2 separate regions of the Homo sapiens genome follow, and region 2 is linked to region 1. The links are chromatin loops, found by intact Hi-C in ENCODE. Cell type or tissue: breast epithelium. All regions are shown on one strand. Links, peaks and the distances in the headings refer to the core of each region. The heading gives the core; the rest is flanking DNA. Region 1 holds the start of LOC105372547 (a long non-coding RNA gene). Region 2 has its middle 93 kb from the start of BANF2.

Evidence for each region. Hi-C counts contacts between places; a loop is a spot of excess contacts. Peaks named below come from ENCODE experiments on the same cell type or tissue, not always from the same donor. Only the 100,000 strongest peaks of a DNase experiment are listed, where the experiment ranks them.
Region 2: a loop joins it to region 1, with 2.8 times the contacts of the local background. A loop is called at or near these places in 27 of 110 quality-filtered maps.

The regions. Positions count from the first base shown.
Region 1 is chr20:17,687,323-17,703,241 of GRCh38, forward strand. LOC105372547 (a long non-coding RNA gene) reads right to left here and starts at 12,537. Exons shown (of 2, transcript XR_937294.2): 1 at 12,177-12,537; 2 at 10,294-10,858. BANF2 (BANF family member 2) reads left to right here and starts at 12,644. Exons shown (of 4, transcript NM_178477.5): 1 at 12,644-12,733. In breast epithelium, for the core only: a CTCF peak has its summit at 6,791; DNase peaks (open chromatin) are centred at 4,868 and 6,489; H3K4me3 peaks cover 314 bases; H3K27ac peaks cover 1,258 bases.
Region 2 is chr20:17,784,993-17,800,911 of GRCh38, forward strand. No RefSeq gene overlaps it. Among named protein-coding and RNA genes, the nearest start is that of BANF2, 93 kb to the left of the region's middle. RefSeq lists an enhancer at 6,232-6,401. In breast epithelium, for the core only: no CTCF peak of the experiment used is centred there; DNase peaks (open chromatin) are centred at 9,619 and 11,369; H3K27ac peaks cover 2,906 bases.

The DNA.
Region 1 (15,919 bases), core at 3,110-11,109:
AGGGACCTTGGGGAAACAGCTTTAGAGGAGGGGTATTTGGTAAGGACACCACCAGATCGTGGAGGGCTAAGAAATGAATGGGAGTGGAGAAGGTAGAAGGAATGTACATCCATTCATCCGACAGATGAATCCAGCTGAGGACCCACTAAGTGTCAGTCACTGTTCTAGGTGCTGGGGAGAGAGCCACGAACAAAGGAAGGGTCTTCTCTCACGGAGCTCACATTCTAGTGGGAAGAGAGATAGTAGACAAAGCAACCAATAAATAAGTAAGAAGAATTGAAGTGGTGCAATGGGCTACAAGGAAATGAGAATGGGCTCAGGTGATGGAGAGGGATGGGGATTTGGAGAGGGGGAGCGCAGTGGATGTGAAGAAGATGGACAGAGAAAGCCTCTCTGAGGAGGTGATGGTTGACCTGAGACTTAAATGACGAAAAGAAGCTGATCTTGTCTTGGGAAAAGGAAGGGTAAGTGCAAAAATCCTGGGTCAGGGAGGATCTTCGCAGCTGGTTCAGGGAACAGAAAGAAGGTTGTGTGGCTGGAGCTCATGGGCAAATGGAAGGGAGAGAAAGGAAGGGGGTCTGCAGGCAGGAAGGTCCCAGACCACGGAGGCCTGAGGATACCATGGGAAGCTGAGGTTGGGTGGGAGATTTAAGCAGAAGAATGATGCAATCTGATGTGCATTTTCAAAGATCACTTTAGCAGCAATGTGCAGGATAGATTGGACAGTGTAATGGAGGATTCAGGACTCAAATTAGGAGACTGTTCCGAGATTCCAGGCAAGACATGGTGGATGATGTGCTGGTAAATATTTAACAACTGGCTCTCAGGTGCAGATGGGGATGGGGGCACTCCCTGATTTACAGCATCTGCCAATTTCTGTGGTGTAAATATTCCCATCAGAGCCAATTGATTTCAAGCTATGGAGTCATTGAAGGCAAAGATGGGAAGAAATTTGCAGTAGCACACCACTGTCTACTATTTCTACCATAAAAATATGAGAGACACAAATCATTCCAAGAGTATAGATAGTAGTACAATGTACTAATTAGGAAGTGATGGTTTTGAGTATTTATTACCTTTGTTTTTAATATGATCTATTTCATTTTAAGTTTATATAATTTAATTTTTAATAATGACCATGTTTAACCAACTGCTGGAAAAATTCCTAAAAATGTAACAATCAGCTGTCATAAGCAGGCTGGCTCTACCATACCACTAGATACAATAGTCATGTGGATCAGAGTGGAGTGTGTGTGTGTGTGTATCTGTGTGTGTGTGTGTGCATGTGCACATGCATGCCTGAGTGCATGGGAAAGAGAGAGAGAGAGACCCAGCAGGATTTTTAAATGTTAGAAAAATGAGATGTGCATGTTCATGTTGGCATTTCTGCACCCATATCATCTCCCTGTCTGAACTGTGGATTCATTAGGGTCAGTGGCTCTACCCAATGTTTAATTATGAACACCTAGTCCAATGCCTTTGTCCTGGTAAGAATTCTCCCTACCTGGGTTAGATCTCCCCAGAAGCAGACCCTGAGAAAAAGTGTTGGAGTGAAAGCAGTTGGAAGGTGATCCCAGGAATTACCAGTAGAGAAGTGGGGAAGTAAGACAGGGAATGTAAGGAAGTCAGTGAACAGTGCATCAACAGCAAGTTACCACTGTGAACAGCTGACGTGTAATACCATTGAGGAACTCTCTTGCTTCCAAACTGAGAAGCAAGGAAGCAGAGTACTTATTCACCAATTCCTATTCATCACTGGTTGAAGGCTGCTCCTGGAGGCATTAGCTCTCTGGTATTTCCAGCCCACACCTCAGAGAAAGCACTTAGGAAGAAGGTTGCTGGTGTTTGCAATCACAGGCTGTTGATATGCACAGGAATGGCAGAGGGGATGTGGGCAAGGTGCCAACAGTGTCTGCTCCAAAACTCATAAATATTTATTTAATGAATGAACAAATGAATAAATGAGTGTAGGACCGTTTGAGCTTCTTTAAACACTGACTTAGAGTTTTAAAACAGAATAGAGGCTGGGCACAGTGACTCACGCCTGTAATCCCAGCACTTTGGGAGGCCAAGGTGGGGGGATCACCTGAGGTTAGGAGCTCGAGACCGGCCTGGCCAACATGGTGAAACCCCCTCTCTACTAAAAATAAAGAAAATTAGCTAGGCATTGTGGTGGGCGCCTGTAATCTCAGCTACTCAGGAGGCTGAGGCAGGAGAATAACTTGAACTTGGGAGGTAGAGGTTGCAGTGATCTGAGATTGCACCATTGTACTCCAGCCTGAGTAACAGAGTGAGACTCTGTCTAAAAAAAACCAAAAAGCAAAAAACAGAATGGAGAGCCTTCCATTGCATAGTCAGCACATGTATCACGCACTTTTGCAAAATTTAAATCAGAGGACCTATGTGATATCCCAGACAATTAAAATTCTGCAATAGTTTTACTCAAAACCAGAGCAATGTTGTTACACAACAAAAATCTCTATAGACTATAGTAATTGTCAAAACAAAAATAAAATATACACAAAGGAAATAGATGTAAGTGTGAACCCAAGTTGCCAATTTTTGTGGCTGCAAGTGGTAGTAAAAGAGAACTTGGGAGAAGAATATTTGGTTTGTTCTGTGCGTAATGTTAGAAGTGAGCTTACAGATAGGAGTTTTTGCAAAAAATGACAATGATTGACTTAGTGGCTGGTGGTGAGTCCCCAGAGAAAACAAGAAAAACCAAAATAATAGGTGAATGATATTTATCTGACACTTTTCTGTTTGTAAAGTGCTTTGTAATAATTGTTACTATAACCATTATTATTATTATCCTCAGTTCACAGGTGAGGAGCTGACGTTTAGAGAAGTACAGTTGCTTGCTGAAGCCTTCACATTTACAGATAACAAAGTTAAATAAGCCCTGAACACTCCAGAAATGGCACCTTTGTAGGATACATCTCTCTGCCTCTCCCACAGAAATGCCAATGGAGAAATGAGCAGGTATAACAGACCCTACGTGAGTTAATGAAACCTTTCTCCTTTCTATTGTCCTTGCAGGACTCCATGCATCTTCCCTTCAGTGCAGTCATTGGATAGTAGCAAGCACTTAGTAAGCTGTCAAAAATGTTTTAATTGAACCAATGACACTGTCTAGCTGTGCTGTCCAGCTATGGTGTCTTAAGAATCCTGGATTCACAACTCCCTATCTCAGATGGGAAGTACCAGTCAGAAGAAACATTTCATGGCCCTGAGGTGTGCCTGGCATGACTAGGTGCCTCACATTGGACATCTTGGGATAAAATCCAAGGTTCACTGAGTTGGAAGGCACAATAGGGCTTCGTCTATCCATCCCTGAGCAGAAGGCATTCTTAACTAGTCCAGCTAGTTAGACAACTTGGCTCTTCTCTAAGATTACCAGAGATGAAGAGCTCAGGACTTTGACGTGTAGTCTAGAACTTCATCTCCCATTCCTGGTTTAGTAAACTCATTCATTCAATAAATATTTATAGAGCACTGCTGCACACTACAGTCTATATGAGCTGCTAAGAATTCAGCAGAGAACAAGACAAATAGGACCCCTACCCTCAGTGGGTTGATAGTCTAGTGGTGATGGGGGATGGGGGGAGGCAATCAGTATTTCAATAGATGGTTGCTTAATTTGTGGTAAGTGCTCCAAAGTAAATTCACAGGGTGAAGTGGTATATGGAAACTGTGAAGGACCGAGTTGTCTTTTTCCCCCCTGCTTTCTCTTTCCAATCCATCCTGCTCACATTTAGGAAACTTAACATTCCAAAACCACTACTTCTATCTTTTCTTGTCTCCCCTTCAGGAGCCTAAAATTGTACCCACCATGTCAAGTCTCTGTTTCTCTGCCTGACTTTTGTGGACCTCCATATACCAGTGCCCCCTGACATTCACCAAGCTCCTCCTCTTCCCATTTGTACCCCATGTGCCTCTGCCCAAAGCACACTCCCTATAGCCTTGCATGCCATTCTTGCCCTCTCATCTTTCAAGAGCTGTCTTTGGTCATTCATCCTGTAGTTGGTGCTAAGTTTGCCAGGCACCCTCTTGTTGATAGGGGTGCAAAGTTGGATTGAACTTGGTTATTCTCTGCCCTCGAAGAGCCTATGGAGCTGATTCCTCCACAGGACTCCAGAATACATAGCTACCACTCTTTTCCTCTGCCCCACCAACTCCCTTTGGAGACCACCACAACACAACTGGGCACCCGAGTTCACTGCTAGATTCTGTACATAGCAATCCTGACTCTTCAACAAAAAAGCTTATAAAAGGCCTGAGTCATACTTGTTTTTTCCTTCTGAACTCCCTGTGATTTCAATTCTGCAATGAGTTGGTTTTAGCTTCAGGAAGTCCTTTCTTATGTCTACCTTAAATCACTTCTACATCACTGTGCGCTTATTTCTTAGAGTCTTATTCTTCATGGCTTTAGGGCAGAGCTTCGGCACTCTGCTCAATGCTGGGTCTCTGCTGAGTGTTCACAAAGTGCCTGTCACTTGATTAGTAAGTGCCTGGTACTTAAAAATCATTATTTGATTCCCTCCTCCAGGTTCTTCCCTCCAGACTTAAAAACTGCAGCTTCTTAAATCTTTCTTCCCCAGCCACTTAATCATCTTGTGACACTTCTCAAATTCGGTTAATCAGCATTTTTTCTTTATTTTTAAATGATTAGTGAGAGTTTTAAAGAAGGTCCTTAAACCAGAGGCAAAATATATATATATATAATAGTATTCAGAAAGGGTCCACCAGGGCAATTGAGTTCATCTCCCTGTCTTTGGCCCTGCAGTCCCTTCTGCCAGCTAATAGATCAGGCCAACTATCCCAGCTCAGCACAATCGTCCCAGCCTCTGATCTGAATGTGCACTGCAGAAAAACTAGATTTGGAGGGATGAGAGCATAGCCTGCAGCCCCACTTGTACTCTTCTTCAGAAAGCTACTTGTCACTGTGGTCAGAAAACTCCAGGCCAGGGCAAAATTTACTTAGGTGGTTGAATTTAGGCAACTTTTCATTCTTCCTTCCAGTGCCATTTCCTGGTGAATCTGCAGATTCTCATGAGATTTTAGGTGTTGTGTGTGTGTTTGTGTGTGTGTGTGTGTGAGAGAGACAGAGAGAGAGATTACCTCAGATAGACTAATTTGCACTAAAGTTTTACTGACTTACCATGAAATGCCTTTCAAGCATTTTTGCCATAATACCTCTAGTGTCAGACGAGAGTGAATGTGGACACCAAGGAGGGGCATGGCCTTTAAGCCATCTGTCCAAGAAGACATTGACGTTACCATTAAACACCCATATGATTTTTTTCCCTTTTTCTGAGACACAGTTTCACTGTCACCCAGCGTGGAGTGCAGCAGTGCGATCTCAGCTAACTGCAACCTCTGCTTCCTGGGTTCAAGCAATTCTTGTGCCTCAGCCTCCCGAGTAGCTGGGATTACAGGGATGCACCACCAAGCCCAGCTAACTTTTGTATTATTAGCAGAGGCGGGGTTTCACCATGTTGGCTGGGCTGGCCTCAAACTCCTAACTTCAAGTGATCACCTGCCTCAGCCTCCCAAAGTGCGGGGATTACAGGTGTGAGCCACCATGCCCGGTCCCATGTGATTTTTTATTCTTCTTCAAGCTATTTCCACATAAGCTGGTTTTCTAAAAATGGAAATAGTATCATTGTTATTTTTATGATATAAGAGTAATACATTTGAATGCATAATACAGATAATACAGGACAAGATATCAAGAATAATGTAAAAATCACCAGAAGTCCCAACCCCCGATGTCATAGTTTAATTTTTTTCCCTTCTACACTATTTTCTAAGACACATTCCTTGTTTTAATATAAAAAAAGTTTTAAATTACTTACCACTGCATAAAGAGATTCTGGCTTATCTTTGTGGTAGCATCAGGTCCAGGCCCTGGGGAATTGGCCCAGCCTGATTTCCACTTTGAAAAGCTGGCACTCAGATGTGATATCTCCAGGAACCATGGACATTTCAGAAAAGGAGGGAAGAGACAGGGCAGAAGAACTTTCTGGAAATGTACTGGATGGGCACTTTTGAGAGGAGTGGGTGCTTTCCTGCCTTTGCACAAGTCACCCACAGGCAGCGGGTGGCCATTGGCGTGGACAATGTCTTTTGCAGTGTGCTGGTGTTTCCCTGAATGACCTACCTACAAACCTAGATTAATCTTCCTTGCAGGGAGGCTTCACCCTCCCTCAGCAGAGTGCTAAACACGCCAATTTCTAAAGAAGTGTTTTCTTTCTTTCAGGCACGAAAATTAATGAGCTCCGTCTTTGGCATGGGCTAGAAAATTCCACTGTGGCATTGGCAGGGTTTATGCAGAATCAGAACTTTAAAGCAACCCTGCGCTGAATGCTGCGAGGAACAAAGGTAAGGCAGATTGGTCTGACTTCCTTGCTCACGGTGGGGAAGAGACGGCGGGGAAAGGAGGCAAGGACAAATCACCTGGCTAGGAGAGGTGTGTCCAGTGGGAGGAGGTGCTTTCCCGAATTCTGAATTCTTTTCGGAACGTGTCTCTGCAGGCAGCACAATGCCCTCCTTATTCCCGCATCTTCACACCACGGTGGCTGACTTGGAGCCTGATGGGCAGTGGCAAGCGTTCAGATCTATGGCCGACGGGCACGTCTTGGACGGATTCCTTCAGCCACTGGGGTGGGAACAAGCAGCATTTGCCTCACAGTCTCTCCTTGTTGCGATGAATTGGCAGATTGAACTGAATACATACAACGTGTGGCCTAATTGTCAATAAGTACTTGTTCGTTCATTCAGTAAATGATTTTTGAGCACCTACTGTGCTCCAGGGGCTGGACATACAGCAGTGAACAAAACCGATGCAAAGCCTCTCCACAAGGTGGTATGGGATGGGAGGTGGACAGTCAGCACAAAACCAAGACAATTTCAAGTACTCATAAAACACAGTGATGGGACAGAGTGGGAGGAGGCTATTTTGGGATGATTAGGTAAAGCCCCAAGAGACACTGGAGCTGAACTCTGAATCACCCGAGGGAACCAGCTGTTGAAGATGTGGGAGCAGAGGTCTTCTAGGTGCAGGGATCAGCATGTGCAAAGGCCCTGAGGCAGGAGGGTGTTCGACAATCTTAGGAACTGAGTGGAAGCTGGTGAGGAAGTAGTGCTCATGAGCAAGGAGTTAAGAGGTCAGAAACAAAGGTAAGCCCTGGATTTATTAATATATTGTGTGAAACATTGCATCTAACATTGTAGTGTTTTATAGTTTGCAGGGGGCTATTTTTGTTTTTTCTCTCTCTTTTTTTTTTTTTTTTTTTTTTTTTTTTTTTTATTGAGACAGGGTCTTGCTTTGTTGCCCAGGCTGGAGTGCAGTCATGCCATCACAGCTCACTGTAGCCTTGACCTCCCAGGCTCAAGTGATTCTCCTCCCTTAGACTCCCAAGTAGCTAGAAATAGAGGTTCGTGCCACCAGGCCTGGATAATTTTTTTAAAATTTTCTGTAGAGACAGGGTCTCACTTGGTTGCCCAGGTTGGTCTTGAACTCCCGGACTCAAGCAATCTTCCTGCCTCAGCCTCCCAAAGTGCTGGGCTTATAGGTGTGAGCCACCGCACCCTGCCTGCAGAGGGCTTTGAACATACACTATCCTAATTCAATCATCCCAACAAACTGATTATATAGATAAGAAAACTGAGGCTCAGGAAGTAACTTCCTTTAGGTCATAAAACGAGGAAGTAGTGGGACAGGGACTTTGACCAAGGACTCTGTTTGCAAAACTCCAGAGTTTTTATAGACCACCATAAGCACTTGCCTTTAGCAGCTTGAAATTTTTAAAAAATGAACATTTTTCATTCTGTTATTTAAAAAGTAAGGCTGGGTGTGATGGTGTAATCCCAGCACTTTGGGAGGCTGAGCCCAGAGGATTGCTTGAGCCCAGGGGTTTGAGACCAGCCTGGTCAACAAAGGGAAGACCCCATCTCTACAAACAATAATTAAAAAAAAATTAGCTGGGCATGGTGGCATGCCTGTAATTACTCGGGAGGCTGAGGCAGGAGGATTGCTTGAGCCTGGGAGGTCAAGGCTGTAGTAAGCCATGTTCACAAACCTGCACTCCAGCCTGGGGTACAGAGCAAGACCTTGTCTCAAAAAAAAAAAAAAAAAAAAAAAAGTAGAGTCGCATAGGTAAAATTTTGGTAAATTTAAGAAGATACAAAAATTACCTATAATCTCATCTGTGAAACATAACAACTAGCACATTTTAGTGTATTCTTTCCAGTTTCTTCCCCTAGAAAAACCTAGGGTGTGTGTGTGTGTGTGTGTATTACACATTACATATGCACACACCACACATACATATATGTGTATATAGTCACCTTTATTGAGGTGTAATTTACATGCTCTAAAATTCACACATTAAGTGTACAAGTTGATGAATTTTGACAAATGTATACACCCGAGTAATCATCGCCATGATAGAGATCTGGAATATTCCCTTCATCCCATGGAGTTACCTGTGCCATTTAACCTGTTCCCCCATCCCCCACTCCAGGCAATCATTGACCTTATCTCTGTAGCCTCAGATCAGTTTTGTCTATTCCAGGACTTCATATAACAGGAACCATGTGTGTACTCTTCTATGTCTGGCCTCTGTTGCTCAGCATAATGTTTTCAAGGTTTATCATGTCATCATATATGCATCAAGAGTTTGTTCCTTTTGTTGCTGATTAATATTTCATTATAAGAATATACATTCACCTATTAATGGACATTCACCTGTTAATGGACATTTGGGTGTTTTTGGTTTGGGGCTATGATGAGTAAAGAAGTTATGACCATTCCTGCACAAATCTTTTTATGGACATGTTTTCTTTTTTCTTATTTATTGTAGAGATAGGGTCTTTCTATATTGCCCAGGCTGGTCTTGAGCTCCTGGCCTCAAATGATCCTCCTACCTTGGCCTCCCAAATTACAGAGATTACAGGCATGAACCACCACACCCAGCTTGTAGATGTGTTTTCATTTGTCTTGGGTAAATACCCAGGAGTAGAATCCTAGCTTATAGGGTAGGTCTTTATGTTTAATTTTACAGGAAACTACCAGACAATTTTCCAAAGTGGTTATATTATATTACATTATGTGAGAGTTCCAGTTGCCCCACATCTTTGTCAACACTTAGTATTGTTGCTCTTTTTAATATTAGCCATTCTGGTGGGCATGTAGAGGTTTTAATTTGCATTTACCTTATCACTAATAATGTCGAACATTTTTTCCCAGGTAAGTGTTTTTATAGTTGTAATTCTTTGTCTGGAGGCAGAACTAAAGACTGTTTGAGGCCATTTTTTGAGTCCTGGGTAATGCTGAAAATATTGATATTGTTATTGATGCAATGCTCTGGTACAGTAGGCTTCATTCTTCCTCTAGCCAAGTTGAAATGTGGAGGAAAATAACTCTGGGTGCCATGTTGCTAAAGAAATGATTTGTGTGAATGATCAGCCAAGCCGCGATTGGATCTTTTCAGTGGCAGTTCCAGAATTTCAGTACATGCCGTGTCTGATTGGAAGAATGGGAACTGGACTTGAAGAGTACTTTCTCGACATGGTGTTTTCATTTGGATTGTAGTGTGTTAGCAGGATCTCTAAGAGATCTGATGGTGATGATGATGATGGTGATGATGATGATAATGGGGAGGAGAATGTGGAAGGAGTTAGGGTGGAAACTAAGGCTCCCTGCAAAAGCTATGGCAGAGTTGGATTAATCCTACCACAGTGCAGGTGTGAGGCTGGGTGTAGCATGGTATTGAGCAGAACACCTAGGAAAGCATATTAATCCTAACAGGCCAGCAGATATCCCTAGCGAGCCTTCTCTAAACACCTGAAACTCCCCCAAAAGCATGAACAAGAGCCATATTTTATATGGTGCTAGCTCCACCTCCATATTCTTATTCCAGGAGGAATTGTCCAGGGAGATGGAAAGCAGGTGGAATTTGTGTAGCAAATCAGTCCCCTGGGGGTAGCACATTCAGGCCTCCCTGTGCAGAGGAAAAGGCCTTTGGGCCAGGTTGCCAGGCCTCCCCCTGAGCATATCAGCTCATGTGTTTCCTCAAGACATTCCTAATGATACTCCAAAGGCCAACCAGCAGAACACCTCCATCTGCCCTGAGACCTGACACTCACCGGTTCCCAGACATTCTGAATTATACCAAGCCAATTTATATAGTTTCTCCATCTAAATGTGAACTTACAAAGAACAGACATCATTTCTTATTTACAAAGTCTTAGTTTGGGTTCCCCCTGAAGCAGACCCTGAAACAAGGATTTGAGTGGAAGCAGTTTATTTGCAGTTTGATCCCAGGAAACATAGGTAGGGGAGCGGGGAAGTGAGGCAGGGGATGGGGGCAACAATGTGGGGTATGTTAGCAAGCCAGTTGCCACTGTGGGCACTGATATGGTTTGAATATTCGTCCCCTCCAAATCTCACGTTGAAAAGTGATTGCAATGTTGGAAGTGGGGCCTGGTGGGCGGTGTTTGTGTCCTGGGGGCAGATCCCTCATGAATGTCTTGGTGCTGTACTCATGATAGTGAGTTCTTGTGAGAGCTGGCTGTTTAAAAGTGTGTGGTACCCGGCCGGGTACGGTGGGTCATGCCTATAATCCCAGCACTTTGGGAGGCCAGGATGGGCGGATCATCTGAGGTCAGGAGTTTGAGACCAGCCTGGCCAAAAAAGTGAAACCCCATCTCTACTAAAAATACAAAAAAATTAGCTGGGAGTGGTGGTGGGTGCCTGTAAATCCCAGTTACTTTGGAGGTTGAGGCAGGAGAATTGCTTGAACCCGGGAGGCGGAGGTTGCAGTGAGCCGAGATCACGCCATCGCATTCCAACCTGGGCAACAAGAGTGAGACTCCATCTCAAAAATAAAAAATAATAATAAAAAAAAAAGGTGTGTGGTACCTCCCTTGCCTTGTTCCCACTCTTGCCATGTGATACACTGGCTCCCTGTTTACCTTCAGACATAATTGTCAGCTCCTTAAGGCCTCACTGGAAGCAAAGCAGGTGCTGGCACCGTGCTTCCTGAACAGCCTGCAGAACTGTGAGCCAATTAAACCTCTTTTCTGTGGAAATTACCCAGCCTCAGATATTTCTTTATAGGAAGAGAATGGCCTAGCATAGGCACCTACGGGTGGGTCCTGTGGGTCCTCTGGGACATGGAACAGGACATGACTCCAGGTTATTCCACCTGAGCAGGGAGGGAGCTGGGTTATTTATCTACCAACTGATAATAGTCATTGAATGAGGACATTCTGCAACTTGCAGCTGCCCGCTTGTAGGCAGGGTGGACTCCAGCAGCTGGCAAAAGCCCCCAAGCAAAGATACGCAGGTACTGGCAGCTGGGAGTCAGATTACCTTTGTACAATGAAGTTGTAAGGCCAAGAGGCTATGGGCAGGGCACTGACAACGTCAGTTGTGCTTCCCCAAAACGTGGCTCAGTTCTGGCAATGAATAGATCCTCAGTAAAGCGTGCTGGTTGAACCCAGAGAGCTCAGCCAGCTTTGGCCCCAAAGCTACAGCTCCTGTTTATTCTCCAGCAACCCCTGAATACTGCCATCAGCTGGCAATACTATTTCAGGATCAAACCTAAGATACCAGCACCCTTACATGTTCTTAAAGTGTGTAGTCTCAGAGCAAGCAGCCTCAACGTCATGTGGGAACGTGTAAGAAATGTGAATTATTGGGTTCTCCCCCAGACCTAATGAGTCAGAAACTTTGAGAGTGGGGCCCAGGAATCTGTATTTTAACGAGTCTTCCAGGTCATTCTAATGCAACCTACAGTTTAAGACCCACTGTTTTGGACTCTAAAATTTAGGGCCACCCAACAGTTTCCAAAGCGAAGCCGTTTGCTCTTGGTTAGAACTCCTCCATCCCCAATCCCAAGCACCAGCAGCAAAAGGGAATGGAATCTCTGGAAACATTTTATACTTTGCCCCCTTTTTTGAGTTTTTCTTTTCTTTTTAGGCTTAGTAAATATACATTGTACCAAGTTATCAATTACCAACAATGGAAAGTAGCCCAGGCATATATGCTATAGAGGATAACCTAAAAGACACCTGTGTTGAATTTAACTTGAAGGTGGGAGGATTTATATTTCTGCTTGTTTTCCTGAGCTAATATTTAAGTTACTTCTCTTTCCTTGAGTCCCTACCAGGTGGGCAGTAGGGGGAAAGTCACGGGTATACTGGTAGAAGAAAAAGCTGCCCTGGAATTTCAAGTCCATCACAGAAGATGTGCAAGGAGCTGGGGGTACCCACGGAAGTCACTTTGTGCAGGAAAACTGCATGAAGGATGGACTTGGTTTAACTGAATTGACGCAGGCCAGGTGAGAATAGGAACCGTGGCAGCAAGTGGCAGCAGGTGGATTCATAAGCAGTCTTCCAGGCTGATGTTTTCTGTACAGCAGACATCCCTCACTCTTTCCCAGCAACCCCAGCTGAGAACAGCACCCAGACAGGCTGATTTCTTCTGGAGAGGCCTGAGGCTCTTGCTCCTGCCCTGCCCTGTGCCCTGATGCCAGCAGCCACTGCAGCCCTTTTTGTGCTCACCCCCGACCTGTGGTGTGACATCACAATGTAGTCCATTCAGGATCTTGAGACTGATTTGCCCCATGGGCCTAAGACATAAGCTGAACCTCTGGCCTGCAGTTCCAGATCCAAGGTGACTGAGACAAACTGCCAGCTGCCACTGGCTTATCAGGAGCACCTGGTGAGTATTCAGAACTTTCCCAAGCAGCATGGAAGGAGATACAGCCAACAGCTGGCTGTCTTAGCACTTTAAGGTCTCATTCTCACACAGGTTTAGATGAGCCAAACCGGTGGACAGGAGTTCACCAGGTAAGCCCCAAACTCTTCCTAGGAAAGCTGACTCACCTGATGCACACACCCCTTCCCAGCCTCTTCCTGCTGTGTCACCATCTGCGGGAGGTGGTACTCTAGTCTCCCCTAAGACTCGGCTTGCCACCTGCACCAGCTCCCTGGGCAAAGGTCACCTGTGTTCTTAATAGAGCAGAGAGGCCAGGCTTTCAGATGGCAAATTCACTAGAGCATCACTTCTAGCCCTAATTGAGGTCAGGGACAGCCATTGGCCAAATGACACACCACATAGCAGGATGAGCAGAGGTAGCTGACACAGCCACCTCCCGTCCAAAATGTGAACGACGGTCCTTCCTTTCTGTAAGAGGCCTTCCTGCTTTGGCTGTTTTTAAATCCACCTCCTGGTGACCTGCTGGTATATCAAATCACTTCCTTTCCTTTTGGGACAGTAAGAGAGCTTTAGGATCGTGACGGGAAATAAGGAGATGGATTAGAACACCAGGAAAGTGGGCAAAATCTAAGGTAGCGGGGACAGGGACAGAGGCCAAAGCCATCTCTCAAAGAGGATGCTGGCTCTTTCCATATGGGCCACCTGCACTCGGCTGAGGGTGGTTTGAGACTCAAGGCCTTCTATAACAAACAGTAGGGACCCGTTCTGGGCCCCAGGAGGCACAGCTGCCTTCCCTACCATGGCCCATTCGTGTTTTCCCACAGTCTGTCTACGGTCCATTCACCATCTGTGAGTGCCAACACGTCCACACAGCTGCAGCTGCGTCCCTTCTCCCACAAAGGAGTGGCTTCTATAGGGACCCCATGATTTTAAGAAGGCTCCTGGCTCTCCTTGACTGTGTAAGGTAGAAAGGGAGGTGGTGGGGGGTGGATCAGAGAAATATTTTACCCTTAGGCTTTGCCATCCCTCCTTAGTTTTATATGTGATGGGCTGAAGCCAACCTCTGCTTCACACACAAATCCAAGACGCCAATGGTTCACCAAGCATGCTAAGAACATTTTAGCCTATGTTAGGCCCCACTGGAAAAGGAAAAAAGACAGTAGAGGGGCCGGCGCTAGAGCAACCTGTGGTCCCCGTCCTGCAGCAGGTTTAATTTGGAGAGGAGAAAGGGAGCAAACGCTGAACCTCCCGTGCCAGACCCACCAGCTATGTTATTGCTCTTAATTCCGACCTCTGTGAAGCAGGTGTTCTCAGGTTCATTCTACAGACATAGAAACTGAAGACTGTTCTGTGCTGGTGCCACGTCTAAAGAGGGTCATTAACCTGGAGCATGCCTTCACTCTCTATCGACTATCCCCAACATTAGAGCTCTCTGAAAAGAGAATGGGCTGCTTTGCAAGGCAGCAAGAGTGTGCAGGCCACGGCTCTTCCATCAGCATGGAAGGGAACGGGATTCTTGTGATCAGCTGGGAGCTGGACCAAAAGACCTTTAAAGGCTGTTTCCAAATCCAAGATTGTAGGTTTCTGGGTGTTAGTACTTTGCCCACCCTCTGCGATTGAACTCAGGTGGGTCACGCCTTAAGGACGGCTGCAAACTTTCTGTTAGGCAAGGAGAACTGGGAAGAACCATAGAGATCAGCTACGGGCCCCAGGTAGGAAAGAGGAACCCAGGCTGGTTGAGGGAGTTTTCCAAGGCTCCAGAGCCAATTTGCAGAGTTAACCTGTGTTGACTGAACAAATGGAGGAGCCAGTTCTGAGTGCTGATCAAACGTTCCCATGCCCATCTCTCTCATTCACCTGGTTCTTTCCTATCAAGATTATGATTCAGCCACCATTTACAAAATGCCTGCTGCATGCCAAGTGTGTTTCCAGAGATTATTCCACCTACTCCTCCCCAGCTCCATGAGGTGGGTGTCATCAGCCCCGTTTCTCAGATGAGCATGGTTAGGTAACCACCCCAGAGGATCAGGTACTTGTGGAGATGTCATAAATACTAAATGACGAAGCAGGTCTTTCTAACCCCAAGGAAAACTTATGTCTCCATCTGCCGCCTCCCAGCTTGTGTGAGGAAGCAGGGTCTCCTTTCTTAGCCTTTCCCTAAGGCAAACTGCCATCGATGTGCCAAGTTCCACAGTGCCTATTTCCAGCTCCTCTTGGACGTTGCCCTGATGGATGCTGAACTCCCTGTGGGCCCGCCTGTTTCACTGGCCCGGCCCCTCACTCTGATGGGGCAAGATGGAGCGATGTCTATACACGGACAGATGTTATGCACCAAGGAAGAAAATCTGCTAATCGAAAGCAGCTTCAGCTAATTGTGGCACTCTCCCTTCTGCGTGGTGCCCTGAAATAGTAGCCATGCTCTGTTCTTTTTTCACATCAGGGAGCCCCAACTGGCAACTTAAATGAGGTTGCAAAGAAGTCAGTTACACAGACCTCTGCTGCCAGTTTCCATGGATGAGGCCTTGCTGATGCTCCTTGGATAGGACCCGTGTGCAACTGTTTGTGGACTTGGCTTCTTGCTGTGGATAATTTGGACCCACTGTTGGGCTGGAAAAGCCTCATTTAACCCTGGGGAAAACTGGAACCTTCAGAAATTTAATGGAATACTAAGCCCAAGAACACATGGTCTGACCTTGAACCCTGGTTCTGATCTGCTTCTGAGTTATTCTATAGCCATCTCAGCCAACAGAACCGTCACGGGAATATTCTGTCTCTGTGTTGTCTCATATGATAGCCACTAGGCACACAGGGCCACTGGGCACTTGGGATGTGGCCAGTGGGACTGAGGAGCTGCGCTTGTTGTTTAAATGGAAGCTTAGATTACATAGCCATCGGTGGCTGGTGGCGGTGTGCTAGACGCTGCTGCTCTGGGCCCTGCTGACTTTTGTGACTTCATCTCTGATCTCATTCCCCTCTCCTGGCTTTCCCTTTCCCTCTGCCTTCACTCCCAGACCTCCTGTGCTTTTTGATTTTTGCATTTGCTGTTCTCTCTGCCGGCATCACTTTTTCCTCTGATCATTTTATGGTTTGCCCCTGTTCAACAGGAGGGCCTCAGATCAAGTGTGTGTCTTCAGAAAGATCTTCCCTATTCTACCTAATTGTGTCCCCAGCCCCATTCCAATTGCTCCT
Region 2 (15,919 bases), core at 4,717-12,716, 99 kb after region 1:
TAAAACAAACAATATGAGAACATGGAATAAAGTGTAGGGCATCAGTTAGGAGCTCAACTTTGCCACCAGCTCCCCAAGTGACCTTGGAGTGGCTATTTTCTCTCCCTGGGCTTCTGTGTTTCCTGCTGTAGGATGCAGAGGTTGGGTGGAATCGATGACAAGCTGGACTGGCACACCCCAGCCTGTGACAGCAGACTGTGCGCGTCTCCTCCCAGCTCCATATTCGGTGATGTCACCTTGGTAGGTGGAAACTGGCCATAATGGAAGCAGTTATACCATGGGAAGTGGCAAATGCCACCAATCCAAATTTTTTTTTTTTTTGAGAGTTAGTTGCTAAATATTTACCAGCATACCACTGGACTAGATGAGTGCTTCTCAAACGCTTTTGCTAATGTTTCCTGGTGGCAGAGGACAGCTGATACATAACCCCAGAGGCCTGGGGTCTCAGCATTTTAGAATCTTCCTTAGACTCTCCTACTGTAGGCTAGGGGCAGTGACTCACGCCTGTAATCCCAGTCGAGGCAGGCAGATCACTTGAGATCAGAAGTTCAAGACCAGCCTAGCCAATATGGTGAAATCCCATCTCTACTAAAAATACAAAAATTAACCAGATGTGGTGGCACACGCTTGTAATCTCAGCTACTCAGGAGGCTGAGGCACGAGAATCCCCTGAACCCGGGAGGCAGAGGTTGCAGTAAGCCAGGATTGGATTACTGTACTTTAGCCTGGGCGACAGAGTAAGACTCTGTCTCAAAAAAAAAAAAAAAAAAGAAAAGAAAAAAAGAATCTCCTATTGTAGTTTTTAAAGTTTTTAAATCTACAGTTAATTTATCCTTCTACACCTTAATGTGCCTGCATGTCTTGCTTCCTTATACACTCAAAATATAAAATTTTACTTTCATAACTTCTGAAAGATGTATCTTATTGGTCCTGTGGGTTTTTTACATCATGCTACACACACACACACACACACACACACGCGCGCGCGCACAAGCACAGCCCTTCTTGAATCAGTGTGACCCTGTGTCAAGGCTGGCACTAGTCCTCCAGGTGGAAGGCCTCCTCCTCTCCCATCCCTCTTCTTCCCTTTCCCCTTATCCTTTCAAATCCATGGCCCACCCTGACTTGGAATTGAAATGGGCATTGGGTGAGGAGAAAACCAGAACTTGCAGCTGATTCGTGAGGCCCTGGGACCCAGAACAGAGGTTCTCAGGGTCTGCTCTTGACAGTGGGCCCAGGCCTGGTCAGAGATACTTCCCACCCTCTCGTGACAGAGCAGCTGCTGGCTCCTCGCAGGTGTCTCCACCGGCCCTGCCAGCACCCACAGGCGATTTCCCTGCAGACAGAAAGGAATGAGTTTCCTTTTCCTTCTCCTTGTCTGAAAGCAAGTGGGCTTAGATCATCACACTGGGGCTTAGTTAGGGAGATCCGTTTTCTGCATCCCAGACTCGAGGCTACCACAGACTTCCTGGCTGACCTTGGACAAACAGTTTTGTTTTTTCTATGCCTCTTTTTCCACCATCAGCTGCTGCAAACTTCACTGCTGGGGATGGCTGAGTGGATGTCTGAGACGGCCTCGAAAAGGGGCCAAGAATATTTCCAAACACAGAGCTGGGCCCGTGGCCCATGGTTCCATAGCACCAACAGAAAGGCAGAGACCCAGCCTCTCCAGGATGCCAGACTCTGGGGTGCTAGAACACTCATCGTGGAAAATTCCGGAAAAAAAGTGCAAAGCAACAGCATCCCCCAAAGGAGACTTGAGAGGTCTGTGGAGGGTAGGAGGCAGTGTGTGATGGGAACTGATATGGGGACATGGGGGAAGGGACAATCTGATACTGAAGGGACCCTCTCCTCCCCTTCTCCTCTAAGGTTCTCAAAACACCTCCTGGGTCTGCACTGGCACCTCGGCCCTCTGGGGCTGCCCATCCCCCAAGCACTCCAACAAATTTCCACTGAGGGCCTCTTCACCACTCAATTCAATGGCCATTTTCCAGAACTGATCTCACTGTCTGCTCCATCCTGTATGAAACAACCCCTCACTCTCTTCACTTAAAACCCTCTACTTTCATGGTGTATTTGTATTTGTATTGTATTCTCCTAAAGCAGAGACCTGAGACAAAGCCCTACATGCAACCAGTGTATGTAGCGGGTGGTCCTGGGAAGATGCCAGGAAAGCGAGCCCAGGAAAAAGTGTGTGTTACTGGGCTGGGCACTGCTGTGGGCACCCGGGGCTGGAAGCCTGCTGGGACCTTCCAAGGGGCTGTATAGAATGCACCTTAGAACTGTCCCTCCAAAGGCTGCAGGGCAGGAGCATTGGTCTGGACCCCATGGGTTAAATGTCACTTCCCAGGGATATTAACTCCTGAGGCAGAAAAACAGAGAGCCACAGGGGTGCTTAAGGTGGAAGACATCCGTGTGCGCAGGAACGGTCCATACTACAGCTGCGGCCAGTGTGGCCCTGAGGATGAGACCAGCCTGTCTTCTGGACATGGCCTCCATGACAGCCAGCTCCTGGGCTTCTCCTCCTGCTCCTGGGGCCACACTCTCCACCTGCTTCCAGGGCCTCTTCCCTCCACCCCACCCCACCCCACCGAGGCTCCCTTAACCTGCGATGCTTCTCACTGACACCTGCTTGCCTCCCTCCACACCCAATGTCCTTGGCTTCTCTCCATCACTGCACAGAACACATTGGATTCACATTTCGTTATGTTTTTTCTCCTCTAGGAAACTTCTTGTGGGCAGGAACAAGTATTGTTCTGTGGGCCTGTAGCCTAACACCGTGTCTGACACATAGCAGGAGCTCAGAAAGCTCAGGAAGAGGGAAGAAGCTCCTCTCTCTTCCCCGTAAAATGCCCATCAGTGGTGGCATTAGGAATCCATTTTCATTGCCCTTAAGAGCCCACATGAAGGCTGCCTACTGGTTTCTACTCTCCCCTGATTTCTGAAGAATGCAGGACCCTGGGATGGTGCAAGATGCCACTTTTTCTCTCAGGAATTCCAACCCAGCAGGTGATCTCCATCTGGCTGGGACATTCATTGCCCTCTGAAAGTCCCCCATTCCAGAACTCCACCACATTGCCCCCTCCCCACCCCTCACATTTTCATAAGGCTTGGCAAATGTGCAATTCTGTGTGCCTTCCCAGCAAGTTAGGGCTAGTTAGAACCCTGTACCCCATAAAGCAGTTCTTCCCCATCCCCCCTCTTCCAGCCCCCTGGAACCCACCAATCTGCCTTCTGTCTTTATGGATTTTACCTATTCTGTTTTTTTTTTTTTTTTTTTTTTTTGGTAAATAAAGTTGTATGATAGTGACTGACTTCTTTCACTGAGCATAGTGTTTTCAAGGTTCATCCATGTTAGCAAGTATCAGCACTTCATTTCTTTTTCATGACTGAATAACATTCTAGATATACCACAATTAGTTTATCCAATCATCCACTGAGGGACATTTGGGCTATTTCTACCATTTAGCTATTGTGAATAGTCCTGCTATAAGCACACATGTGGGTGTATTTGTTTGAGCACCAGTTTTCAACTCTTTTGAGTATACAGGCAAGGGTGGAATCACTGGGTCATATGATAATTTTATGTTTAAATTTTTGAGGAACCATCAAACCATTTTCCACTAAGGCTGAACCATGAGGCTGGGTTCCAACCAGCCCTAACCTATACTCCCCCCAGCGATATACAAAGGGTCCAATTTCTCCACACCCTTGCTAACACTTGTTATTTTCCATTTTTTTTAAACATCATTTTAGTGGGTGTGAAGTGCTAACTTACTGTGGTTTTGATTTGGATTTCCCTAATAATGAATAATCTTGAGCATCTTTTCATGTGCTTGCTGGCCATTTGTATATCTTCTCTGGAGAAATGTCTATTTGATTAGTTTACCCAAGTCCTTTTCGAAATCAGGCTGTTTGTCCTTTTGTTATTGAGTTGTAAGAGTTCTTCACATATTCTGGGCCGGGCATGGTGGCTCATGCCTGTAATCCCAGCATTTTGGGAGGCCGAGGCAGGTGGATCATGAGGTCAGGAGATCGACCTGGCTAACATGGTGAAACCTCGTCTCTACTAAAAATACAAAAAAAAAAAATTAGCTGGGCGTGGTGGCAGGCGCCTGTAGTCCCAGCTACTCGGGAGGCTGAGGCAGGAGAATGGCGTGAAGCTGGGAGGCGGAGGTTGCTGTGAGCCAAGATCATGCCACTGCACTCCAGCCTGGGCAACACAGTGAGAGAGACTCTGTCTCAAAGGAAAAAAGAAAAAAAAAAAGAATTCTTTACATATTCTGAATACCAGACTCATCAAAAATATGACTTGCAAATACTCTCTCTCATGTTGTAAGCTGTCTTTTCAATTTCTAGAGAATGTCCTTTGATGCGCAAAAGTGTTTAATTTTGAAGCCCAATTTATCCAGCTTTTCTTTTGTCACACGTGCTTTAGTGTCATATCTAAGAATTTATTGCTAAATCTAAGGTCAAAGATTTCCCATGTTTTCTTCTAAGAGTCTTATGGTTGGTTTATTTTGAGTAAATTTTTTTGCACATGATGTGAGGTAGGGGTGCAGCTTTATTCTTTTGCATGTAGATATACAACTGTCTGAATGTTCTCTTTAACTTCCCACATCAACCCCAGGAGAGAAGCAGTGTTATCAACTCCATTTTACAGATGGGGAAACTGAGGTTTTCCAAGGTAAAAAAGCTGCCCAAAGCCGCAGAGATAGCACATGGTACCACTGAGATTTGGTCTTGGGCCTGAGTAAGAACCAGCATATCTGACCATTGTGACTGATGCTCTGTCACCTGGCCCTGGCCCTTTCGCCCCCTGATTTCAGCCTGGCTGTGGGGGGTCAGTGCGTGTGCACGGCCCACATCCCTTCTCAGCTGTGCTGCAGCATCTCTCTGCTCTCCCATTGTGGGGTTTTTCCTGAAGCCTTGAGAGGCAGCAAAGTCCACACAAAGGCACAATTCTGGGAGGTGACACCCTTCTAGTGGGAGAATTCTACATGCTTCCTCTGTGGATGGAGCTGCCATGCCCACCTCATGAAGCCTCTCAATGAAGCATCCTCCCCCTCTCAGTCTCCCCACACCGCACCCTTGCCTGCTGGGATCCCCACCCAGATAAACCACCTGCATCTAAGTTCTTGCTCAGCTCTGCTTTTGAGGAATCCAACTAAGGTACCCACCCAAATTTGCAGGAAAGGCCTCCGACCCTTGCCAACTCCCCTTCCATCAGAGCACTCCAAGCCTCAGCCTGGCCACTAAACAGGAGGCTTCTGTTTCCCAGCCCAGGCCACAGCTCCTGCTGATCCCATATCTGAGCTGGAGGCCAGAAGGAGTAATTTTACCACAGCTCTGAGCTCCTCTACAAGAAAGGATGCAAATCCTATTTGGGCTGATGTTGCCAAAACCCAAACAAGAATTCTACCTCAAGGCACTTCTTTTTTCAAGACCACATGCACAGCTGGGCTTCCCCACGAAATCATAGCTCTCAGCACTCAAGATTTGTCCACCCGGCACCCTCCCTGGAAAGGCCTCCTGGCAAAAAGGAAGACAGTAGGAAGGAACTGGGAGAAGACAAGCGCCCAGGGACCCGCATAATTTTTGTTCTAGAGTTTCATTGCCTCACAGTTTTTCCAGATATAAATGACCTTTTCTAATAGAGGGGCTTGGACCAAGAGACTACTCTGAGCTCTGCCTCCAGAAATCAGGATAGTCCCACAGCAGCCTTCTGATAGCCTGGAGATGTCAGTGGTCACCCACCATGCTCCCCTCTCTGCCACTGGCACAGGGCACAGGGGCTTCCCTTCTAGTGGGCATGATAGCAAATTCCTGACGTTATCTCCCAGGCCTTAACCCCCAACTCTTAGAAGTGTGCTTAGCCTGCAAGGGGTCAGGGGACAGTGTGATTGTAGGTTATGAACCAGAGAGCCACATTCAGGTTCACGATTTGGGGTTATCCAGATAGTTACTGGACCCATCCTAAGCACTCAGGGTCAGGCTGACATCCTGCATTCCCAAATGGGAAGGCAGGACATGAGGATGCCGACCTCTCAGAAGCTGCAACTTCCTCAATTTTTTTTTTTTTTTTTAGATGGAGTCTCACTCTGTCACCCAAGCTGGAGTGCAATGGTGCAATCTCAGCTCACTGCAACCTCCGCCTCCTGGGTTCAAGTGATTCTCCTGCCTCAGCCTCTTGAGTAGCTGGTATTACAGGCACACGACACCATGCCTGCCTAATTTTTTGTATTTTTAGTAGAGAAGGGGTTTCACCATGTTGGTCGGGCTAGTCTCAAACTCCTGACCTCTTAATCTGCCCGCCTGGACCTCCCAAAGTGCTGGGATTACAGTCATGAGCCACCGCGCCCAGCCCAACTTCCTCAACTTTTAATGGCTTCTCTTAAAAGCCTGTCTTGGGTGTTGTTCTCCTCCCACACCTTTTCTCCCTCCGCACAGATGGCAACACACACAGAGCTGCAGTCCCTTGTCCACACACCAAAACCCCAGGGAGACACATCTCTGCATTCTCATGGCCCACCTGACTCCACGTGGAACATGTTGTCAGGGCTCGATGGATGTCTGTGGAATGGATTGGGTGCGGGCCACACACACAGGCCACTCACCACAGATACAGCAGCTCTCAATCTTGGCTGCACATGAGAATCACTTGAGAAGCTCAAAAAAGCATTGAAGCCGGGTCCTACCAGAGATCCTGATTTGATTGGTCTGGGTTGGGACCCAGGTAATGAGATTTTTAAAAGAATTACCCAGATGATTCCAGGGTGTGTACAACAGGAGTTCTCAAACTTGAGCCGCATCAGGATCCCTTGGGCCCGGCGGGGGGTGGGGGAGGGGCTTTTTAAAACACAAATTGCTGCTCCTGCAACCTCTGCCCAGAGTATCTGATTCAGTAGATCAGCAGTGGGACTCCAGAATCCATGCTTTGGGTTTGTGTGTGTGTGTGTTTTTAAGAGACAATGTCCCACTCTGTTGCCCAGGCTAGATTGCAGTGGCACGGTGACAGCTCACTGTAGCCTCCAGCTCCTGGGCTAAGTGATTCTCCCACCTCAGCTTCTGGAGTAGGTGGAACTACAGGTACGCACCACCATGCCTGGCTAACAGAATCTGCACTTCTAACAAGTGATGCAGGAGAGTTTTGGAAAACAGGGGCAATCTGTTCTTTGGGGAGAGAGCTGGGAGTAGAAATGCAGAGTATGGAGGGATTTGGGAAATGCCAGGGCAGGGTGTGCCTCGGGTGAAGCATGAAGGGCATGGGCAAGGGGGAAGGACATGGGAAAGGAGGTGGGCAGGGTAGGAAACGGCAGACCCTGTGGGATTTGGGAACCCAGGAGGTGAGGCAGGCAGCTGAGCTGAGGTCTCTGCTCTGCTCTCCGAAAGCATTCCTTCCGGGATCCTGAGAACACGAGTCGTACAGGCCCACTACCTTCACCTGTCCCCTGGACAATGACTTAGCCTCCCCTCTGGCCTCCCTGCCCCCTCTCAGGCCCCACCACGTCCATTCTCCCCTCTGCAACCAGAGTGACCATTCAATATGGTCAATCCAGCCATGTCATGTCATCCCTCTGCTTAAATCCTCCTAGGAGTTTCCCAGCCTACCAGTGATGAAGTTCAAATTCTATGTCCTGTTTACCCCACCATTCTGCAGGAGCCATGAGGCTTCCAAATTCAGGGAGTGTAAGGACACCACATATGCACAGAGGCTGTGCCACAGGCTGCACCTGCCAGTGACCGAACATGGTGGAGATACTGAGGCAGGCTCACTTCTGAGAGACACGGGGCTTCCCGAAAGCCCTGCTGAGTCTTCCTTAGACTGCACACTTCTGTGTCTGGGACATTTCCACCCAACCTCCCCTCCCTCAGAGTCAGCCTTACCTAAACCCTCAGAAATTTCATCCAGGCTTCTCCGTAATTAAGGGAGGAGCTGGACTCGTAGCCTGCAATCCTAGGTAAGGGGCACAGAGGAAGCACCAGCCACTGAAGTTATACTTTCCTGCACATGGGGTCCCCCACTGTCTCAGGGCAGCTTCCTAAGACTCCATGCAGATGTTTATGAAGGAAGCACCCTCAAGGGAAACCAGTTTGGGCAGGAGAGAAGCAGGACAAGGAAAGGGAAGGGGTTAAAGAGGCATCTGTTTCAGCTGCGGTCTGCATGGGACCGGCTCCTCTGTGGTGCCCTGGAGATCTCACGTGTATCCAAATAGGCCACGGAGGCGAAGGCTTGACCCACAGCCAATCTGAATGTGGTGGGTGAAATAACGCCCCGCACCCCTACATCTGTGTCTTAATCCATGGAATCTGTGAATATGTTACCTTATATGCAAAAAGGATGTTGAGTAAATTAAAGATGTTGAGATGGGGAGATTTTCCTGGATTTCCCAGATGGGCCCAATGTAATCACAAGGGGCAGTGAGAGGGAGATGTGAGGACAGAAGCAAAGGTTGGAGGGATGTGCTTGCTGGGGCCACTAGCCAAGGAATGCAGGTGCCCTCTAGAAACTGGAAAAGGCAAGAAAAAGGATTCTCCCCTAGAGCCTCCAGAAGGAACCAGCCTTGCTGACACCCTGATTTTAGCCCAGGGAAGCCCATTTTGGACTTCTGACCTCCAGTACTGTAAGATAACTTTGTGTGAAGCCACTAATCTGTGATGGTTTGTTGGAGCAGCAACAGGAATTGAACACGCTGAGTGCTGGCGGAATGCTTCGTGGTCCTCCTGGATCAGAAGTGGGTGAGAGGCAGAGGCTGCAGAGTTCCAGGCCATCTCCCCATCGCCTCCCAGCCCCTAGAGAGCCGCCGTGGGTCTGTTTGTCATCCCTTCTGGGTTCTGCTGAGTGATGGGGCTCCCCATCCTGCCTCTGCTCAGCCTCAGTCTAGAATTGGCATCTCAGCCAAGGGGCATCCCCCAGCTCACATGACAGTCACTCGGCCTCTCTTGTTTGGGTGCCCTCCTTTCTGATATGCCGAATGAGGACCTGGGGCACTGGTACCTTTGGCTTACTCTTCATTGTCTGTGTAAGTAATAAACAGTCTGAATCTATTATAAAAGCCCCTGAATCAGGGCTTGGAGTTGCCCTGAATTGTATGCACCTGAGCTTGACAAAGTCCCAGTGCCTAATCCTGCAGGGAACCCTGGAGTGGGGGTGACAGCAAAGGAGCTGGGCCTTTGTCCACATGACCACCAGTTGTGGCCATGGGCTGCCCGGGAGCCCCAGTGCCCAAGGGCAGGTCCCTGAAGGTATCAGGGGTGAGCCATTCACAGCAAAGCACACAGACCTTGGAAAAGGACCTCAGTGGGCCTGGAAGTGGGAGAAGAGATGAGGGTGTACAGTTCATTACATTCACCAATAATTCATATAAGACGCTGCAGGATTCATTGCTGAGGCACTGGATTTTGACCCCACAGAGAGAAAATGGATATGGTAGCCCAGCATACATAGCTGTAGGGACATTTCCTAGACCCCAGCTTCTAGGGCAGCCATCAAGGGTGCAATTTAACATTCCTGCCAATGTCCAGGCAGGCAGCAGTGGTTGTCCACAGACCAGGAAAAGGCAATTGTTTTCTTCATGAAAAAAGGCCCCAAGCCAGCACTTTTCATGCCAAACTACTGGCGGAAGCCAGCGGGCAGCCAGCCATGCCAGGGTTCTTGGAGCACAGAACCAAACAAGGTGGCTCAGCCCCCAACTGGATGCCAGGATAGGTTGGCTGGAGGAGGTCTGTAAGTACCACCGTGGCCATTCAGTGACAGCACAAAAGGATGCCTTGGTCCTCTCCTCTGGGTGCCCTTTGACCTTTTCTTTGAGAACCCCGGCTCCCCACCCATCTGCCTCCCCCTACCTCTATCTCTGCCACAATGTCTTCATTCCTTGTATTTTCCTATTGGCTTTTCTCCTGCTCTTCTCCTGACTTAGGGATGCAGAAGGCCCACAGGCACTTGGAGCATTGCTCAGCCACACAGGCCCCTCAGAGACAAAGAGGAATTTCCCTCATGACCTGGAGGACAAGATGGAGGGAAGGAGGGAAATTTAATCACAAGGTGGCAAAACTTTTTCTATTAAGGACCTGAAAGAAAATATTTTAGACTTTACAGGCCATGTGGTCTCTATTACAACAACCCAATTCCACCATTGTAGCATGAAAGCAGCCATAGACAATGCATAAATGAATGGGCCTTTGAATGGCAGTGTTCTAATAAAACTTTATTTACACAAACAGGCAGAGGGCCAGCTTTGACCTTTGGGTGTAGTTTGCAGACCCCTGGTTTACATGTTCCCAGAATCCAACAAGTTAGAATTAAAGGAACTTTAGAGATCATCCAGGCCAGGGAGGGCAGACAGGTTTCAAACCCATCTGCCAACTCTGAGTGCTCAGTGATGATTCCCTGATTTGCTGTGTTGAGGATTCTGAGGCCAACATCTAGCTTGGAGGGAAAGTGCCATAATAGTACCCTATGCCGTGGGCAGGGAGAGAGGAGTGGCAGCACAAGTGCCCCAGATTAGCTGCTTGATTAACCAAACACTTTCATTTCACATACAAACAGCTGGATCCCAGAGAGGTTAAGCGATTTGCCCAAGGCCACAGAACTGGCCAGAGAGTTGCTTGTCAACCGGCTTCTTCATGTTACTCTGCAGCAAAATGGAAAGCTGCATTTATTCCATTGCCTCATCACCACACATCTAAGCCAAATAATTTTCATGGTCCCTGGAGAGCAAAGGGTCAGAAGCCAGGGCCCCAGCCAGTCCTCGATTTGTGAGAATTGATGTTTTGGGGGCTTTCACAACTATAAAAAAAAGTCGCATTTGTGATGTCTGAAAAATTAGGAGACTGGCTTCAGAGAGTACTGCCTGACAGATCCTGGTCATGGTCGGGCATGAAGTAGCCCCAGCATTAAGCTGTAGCTTCCCTTTTTCAGCAAGAAATGCTTTGCAAGCACCATGGTCACTATCTCATGAGCCCCATAAGGCTAATGCCAATCAAGCATCAAGCTCTGGTATTTCTCACCCATGTGTCTATTTCCTAAGATTCTCAACAGCTGTGACTATCAGATAATAACTGCCATGGTCTTTATTAATCTTGATTAATAAGCAACTGTAGTAACAACTCTGAAAACAGGATGCAGGTTGAGGTTTTGGAAGAAACTTTTAAAACCCTGGACTCTGTAAACTAGGTCATTTTTAAAAATCAGACTTTCTACTGTTAGAGTATGTCTGGTAGCAGAGCTTTGAAATTGCTTGGGCGTCAGTTACTTGGCTCTTAAATGGAGTAATGCTTACCTCATGGGCTGTTGCAACATTCAGTTAAATAACAGATGACAGCCAAAGCCCACATGCCCAGGTCCACTCTGGAGGTCACTTACAGCTGCTGTTGGCAGTCCAGGCCATGCCAAGGGCTCTTTCCAGCACCTGCATCTATCTCTTCGGGTGTTCTCTATGCCCCTGCCCCAGTACCTCCCACCCCAGAGTGTTCAGCTCACACTCAACACAGGCTAGAGAAACCAGGGCAAGACTGCTCCTAGGGGCAGCCTCCAAGCAAGGAGGACTGCTAGGAGGTAGTGAAAAGGACTCTTGTGTCCTTGCCTTTCTGTGTACAGTTTTGAGGGATAGTTTGGTTTGATAAAACTTTATACAGTGTCTTAGAAGGCCCACAGGGATACCTGAGCCCTATTTCCTTCTCTCACTAATACACCCCCTTCTTGATTTTCTTTCCTTCCCTGCCTCACTTCTTCCCTCCCAGTGCATCCTGGGGTCATCTCTCAAATAAATGGCCTAAGCTCAAGTCTTTGTGTCAGGGGCATCCTGAGATACATTTAATTGTAATTTTTATTTTTTAGAGATGGGGCCTCACTATGTTGCCCTGTCTGGTCTTGAACTCCTAGCCTCCAGTAATCTTCTTGCGTCAGCCTCTCAAGTTGCTGGGATCACAGGCATGTACCACTGCATCTAAATCAGAGATACATTTGGATTTAGGAAAGGGAGTGGCTGGAAAGGAAGCAAGAACATGCATGTGTCCCCCATCCCAACACCATGGAAGAGGATGAGAGGGTTAAAGCTGCCGGCAGCTACGGAGCATCCGATAATGCAATACAAGAACTATCCCTGTCAATGAGCAGGAAGCTGACAGGGCTAATAGCAGCCAAGCAACTTTCTTTCCAGGCTGCTTTTCTATTCCTCTTCTGCTGGTTCCTCTGGGGAGGTCCCATTCATGACACAGTTCTGGTGGGTTTGAAAATCACGACACCCAACTCCACCACATCAAACACTCTGAGGTTGATATGGGAGAGACCGTAAATGAAGCTTGTACACCTGGGTTATTCACTGGCAGGGTGGGGCTGCAAATGCCTGGCATTTTGTCTGCCACGTGAACAGAGCTTGCATGCAGAATGAAGGTAAATAGAGGTAAGATGAGATGAGAGAGAGAGCCCATATCATCAGAGCCACTGAATCCAGCTATGACTTTGGAATCTGGTGGTTACTAGAGTCAACACAAACACATTCCCTTTATGTTTATTTGAGTTGCATTTCTGTCACTTGCAACCAAAAGGGTCCTGACCAAAAAAAGACATTTCAGTTGTGCCTCCCTGGAATTATTTCTTTTCCTGAAAAAGCCACGCTGTTCGGCATAACTGCTTTCCTCCTGCACCACAAGGGATAAGAATTTAATCAATTACTTAACATGGAGAGATTGAAGTTTTACCCATCCAGGTTTCCATTCAGGGACCCATCCATCTGTTTCTTATTTAAAGGTCTTATCAAGCGTGTGTTTTAATTTGTGTTCCCTCAAAACAAACCCTGGTGCAAGGATTCAGTTATGAGAGTAGTGAGCTGCTCAGGCAGACTCTGCCTGGGACCTTCTCATCCACTCATCCTGTAGAGCTGTTCCAGATGAAATTTACTTAACTACAAAGAACAGGACGCCCAAGTAACACTGGCTGAAAAAAAATGAAAACACAATTCTTTCATAAAATAAGAAGGCTGTGGGAGGAGATTTTGCAGTAGCAGCCCAATGACAAGGGAAAGGACCCTGGGTTTTTCTGTTATTTCTCCACTGCCAACCTCAGTGTGTTGGTTTGTCAGCCTCTTGCTTATCACCTTCTGGTCACAAGATGGCTGCTGCAGCCCCCAACATCACAACCACATACAAGGTCAGGAAGCATAGTGGGGCAGGGGCATTACAGCAGACATTATTGGAGCTCATCGCCTATCCCTCCATTTTATTATTTCAGTAGGCTCCAGTCAATTCCAAACTGCCTTAACCTGAGGGCTTTTCCCTAAAACCTCAGAAAACTGCTCTGCCCATGGACATCAGGTCAGAAGTGCCCCCCAAAATTCATATTCCTCCAGAGAAAGTCCTAACCAATGATTGAGGGGGAGTAGCTATAAAAGTACCTTAGTTCCCTCATTGCTCCAAGGGATAACCACAAGGCATGTGACTTACACCTTTTCCAAAAATGTCCCTGCATGATTAAGCTTAGTTCTCCACAGTAAAACCTGCTCTATAATGCACGCTTTGTTAAATATTTTTCCTTCCCTGTCTCACTTCCCTACTCCCTTGCTAGTGTTTTCCTGGGATTATGTTCCCAGAAAACTACTTACCCTATAATTCTTGTTTCAGGGAATGCTTCGGTGAGGGTTTGGGGGTGGGGACAAAGTAAGACAGCTCTTCTTTTTATCAAGGAGGGAAAATCTTGCCAGAAATTCCCCAGTAGACTTCCTCTTGACCATACCTGAGTTACCTGCCCCACCCCTGCCTCCAGCTGCCCTGGAGGAGTTGAAACAGTGAGCATCTGCAAAGTGCAGCAGGGCAGTTACATCTTTGGAAGTTGAGCTCACTGCCCACTCCCCCACCCCCAAATCAGGGTTTAGTCAGCAAAGTGAGTGAAATGGGCAATGACTGTTGAGTGGGCAACTTATGGAATGCCAGGTTCTGTTCAATCATTTTAAATCAGTGACTGAGATAATAAGGTAAAGGTCATTCTTGGCAAGTATGCAGTAGACAGGAAACCGTGGAGAGTAAGTAGCAAGTGTGCTGAGCAACAGAATGAGGAGCCTCAATAAACTCTGCAGAGCAGTGGACTGAAGGATCCTGCTGCAGGCCGGTGGGAGTTAGTGTAACAGCCTGGAGCTAGGGCCCAAAAGGAAAACAAAAACAACAACACAAGCATAAGATGGACAAGCGAAGGCTTATCAAGAACACACTGATGGGCTGGGCGCAGTGGCTAGCGCCTGTAATCCCAGCACTTCAGAAAGCCAAGGCAGGCAGATTGCTTGAGGTCAAGAGTCTGAGACCAGCCTGGCCAACATGGTGAAACCCCATCTCTACTGAAAATACAAAAATTAGCCAAGCATGGTGGCAGGCACCTGTAATCCCAACTACTCATGACCCAAGATGGCGCCACTGCACTCCAACTTGGGCAAAAGAGCAAAACTCCTTCTCAAAACAAAACAAAACAACAACAACAAAAAACACTGACAAAGACATATGGGGTAGCTTCAAGTGTCAGCAATGTGGTGTGCCTGCTGACTTCCAGCAGCATCACAGGTGATGTGTACTAAATATCTGTGCCCCTCCAAATTCATATGTTGATTCCTAATCTCCAATGCAATGATACTTGGACGTAAGGCCTTTGGGAGGTCATTTGGGTTAGATTAGGTCATACCATTATAAAAAGAGGAGGAGACAAGAGATCTCTCTCTCCACCATGTGAGGACACAGCAAGAAGGTGGTCCCTCTGTAAACTAAGGGAGCCCTCAACCAAGTTGACTGGCAGCTTGATCTTGGACTTCCCATCCTCCAGAACCATGAAAAATAAATGTCTGTGGTTTAAGCCACCCAGTCCATGGCACAGAGTCCCAAATGAACTAAGACAATAGGTTAATCCCATGAAGGCTAGTGTGAAGGTGGAGGAAGGTGAAAGTTCCCTTGTCCTTATCCTGGATTGATCATGGCTGGGGCCCATCCAACTGTGGATGTCACTTGAAACAAGCAGTAGCCAAATGAAGTGGGCTCAGAAGAAAGTAGCTGGGATGGAGGCAGATCTGGAAGCCACAAGATAAGAGAAGAGGCATTTGATGCAGGGCTGAGGAAATGTGACATGATAAAGATAAAACTGGAAGAGAACAGTATAGCCATGCTCAAATATTTGCTGTTATCTGGAAGATACATAAATCTTTATACAACTCTAGAAATTCCCTAATAGTATGTCAATCAGTGTCCAGTTAGGGAAATAGGAACCTCTTAGATATCTCAAATAGAAGGAATTGAATGTAGGGAACTGTTTACAAAAGTATTGAGAGAGTTGGAAAGGTAAGGATACCCAAAGATTAGTAACTGTAGGAAGTCACAGTCAACCTTGGCACTAGAAGAGCAACAGGAAAAATAGAATACCCAGAGCCATCAGTCACTAGACTGCTGGAGCTGCCAGAGCAGGAACCCAGGGACTTGTATTCATTGCTGCTTCTGCTGGAGGGTCAGTCTGATACAGAGAGAACAAGATTAGCTTCCCCTTCTTCTGCCTTCCAGTATCTCTCCAGTGCCTCCCATTGACTAAGCCTAAGCAGAAGCCAGCGGGCAAGATAACCTGGGAAATGCAGGGTTCCAGCCCCTTTGGCAGAGAGCAGAGCACTGAGGACAGGAATGGAGCCAAAAGCCAATGAGTGAGTGGTTCATGGTACAGGGTGGCAGGTGTAGAGAGAGTATGTGGATGAATGTAAGGAAGGCCTATCAAACCACCAGACTGGACAAAGACGAGAGAGAGGAAACAGTTCCCCTCTTCTGAGCCATTTCAGCAGAAGTGTAACAGGGAAGTTCCAACGTATGATAGGTCACTAGACAAGATATTTTATAAGGTTCATTTAACGCCTGAGAGCCTTAGATGCCAATTATGTACTGTCCACATTCACATTTCTGCAAC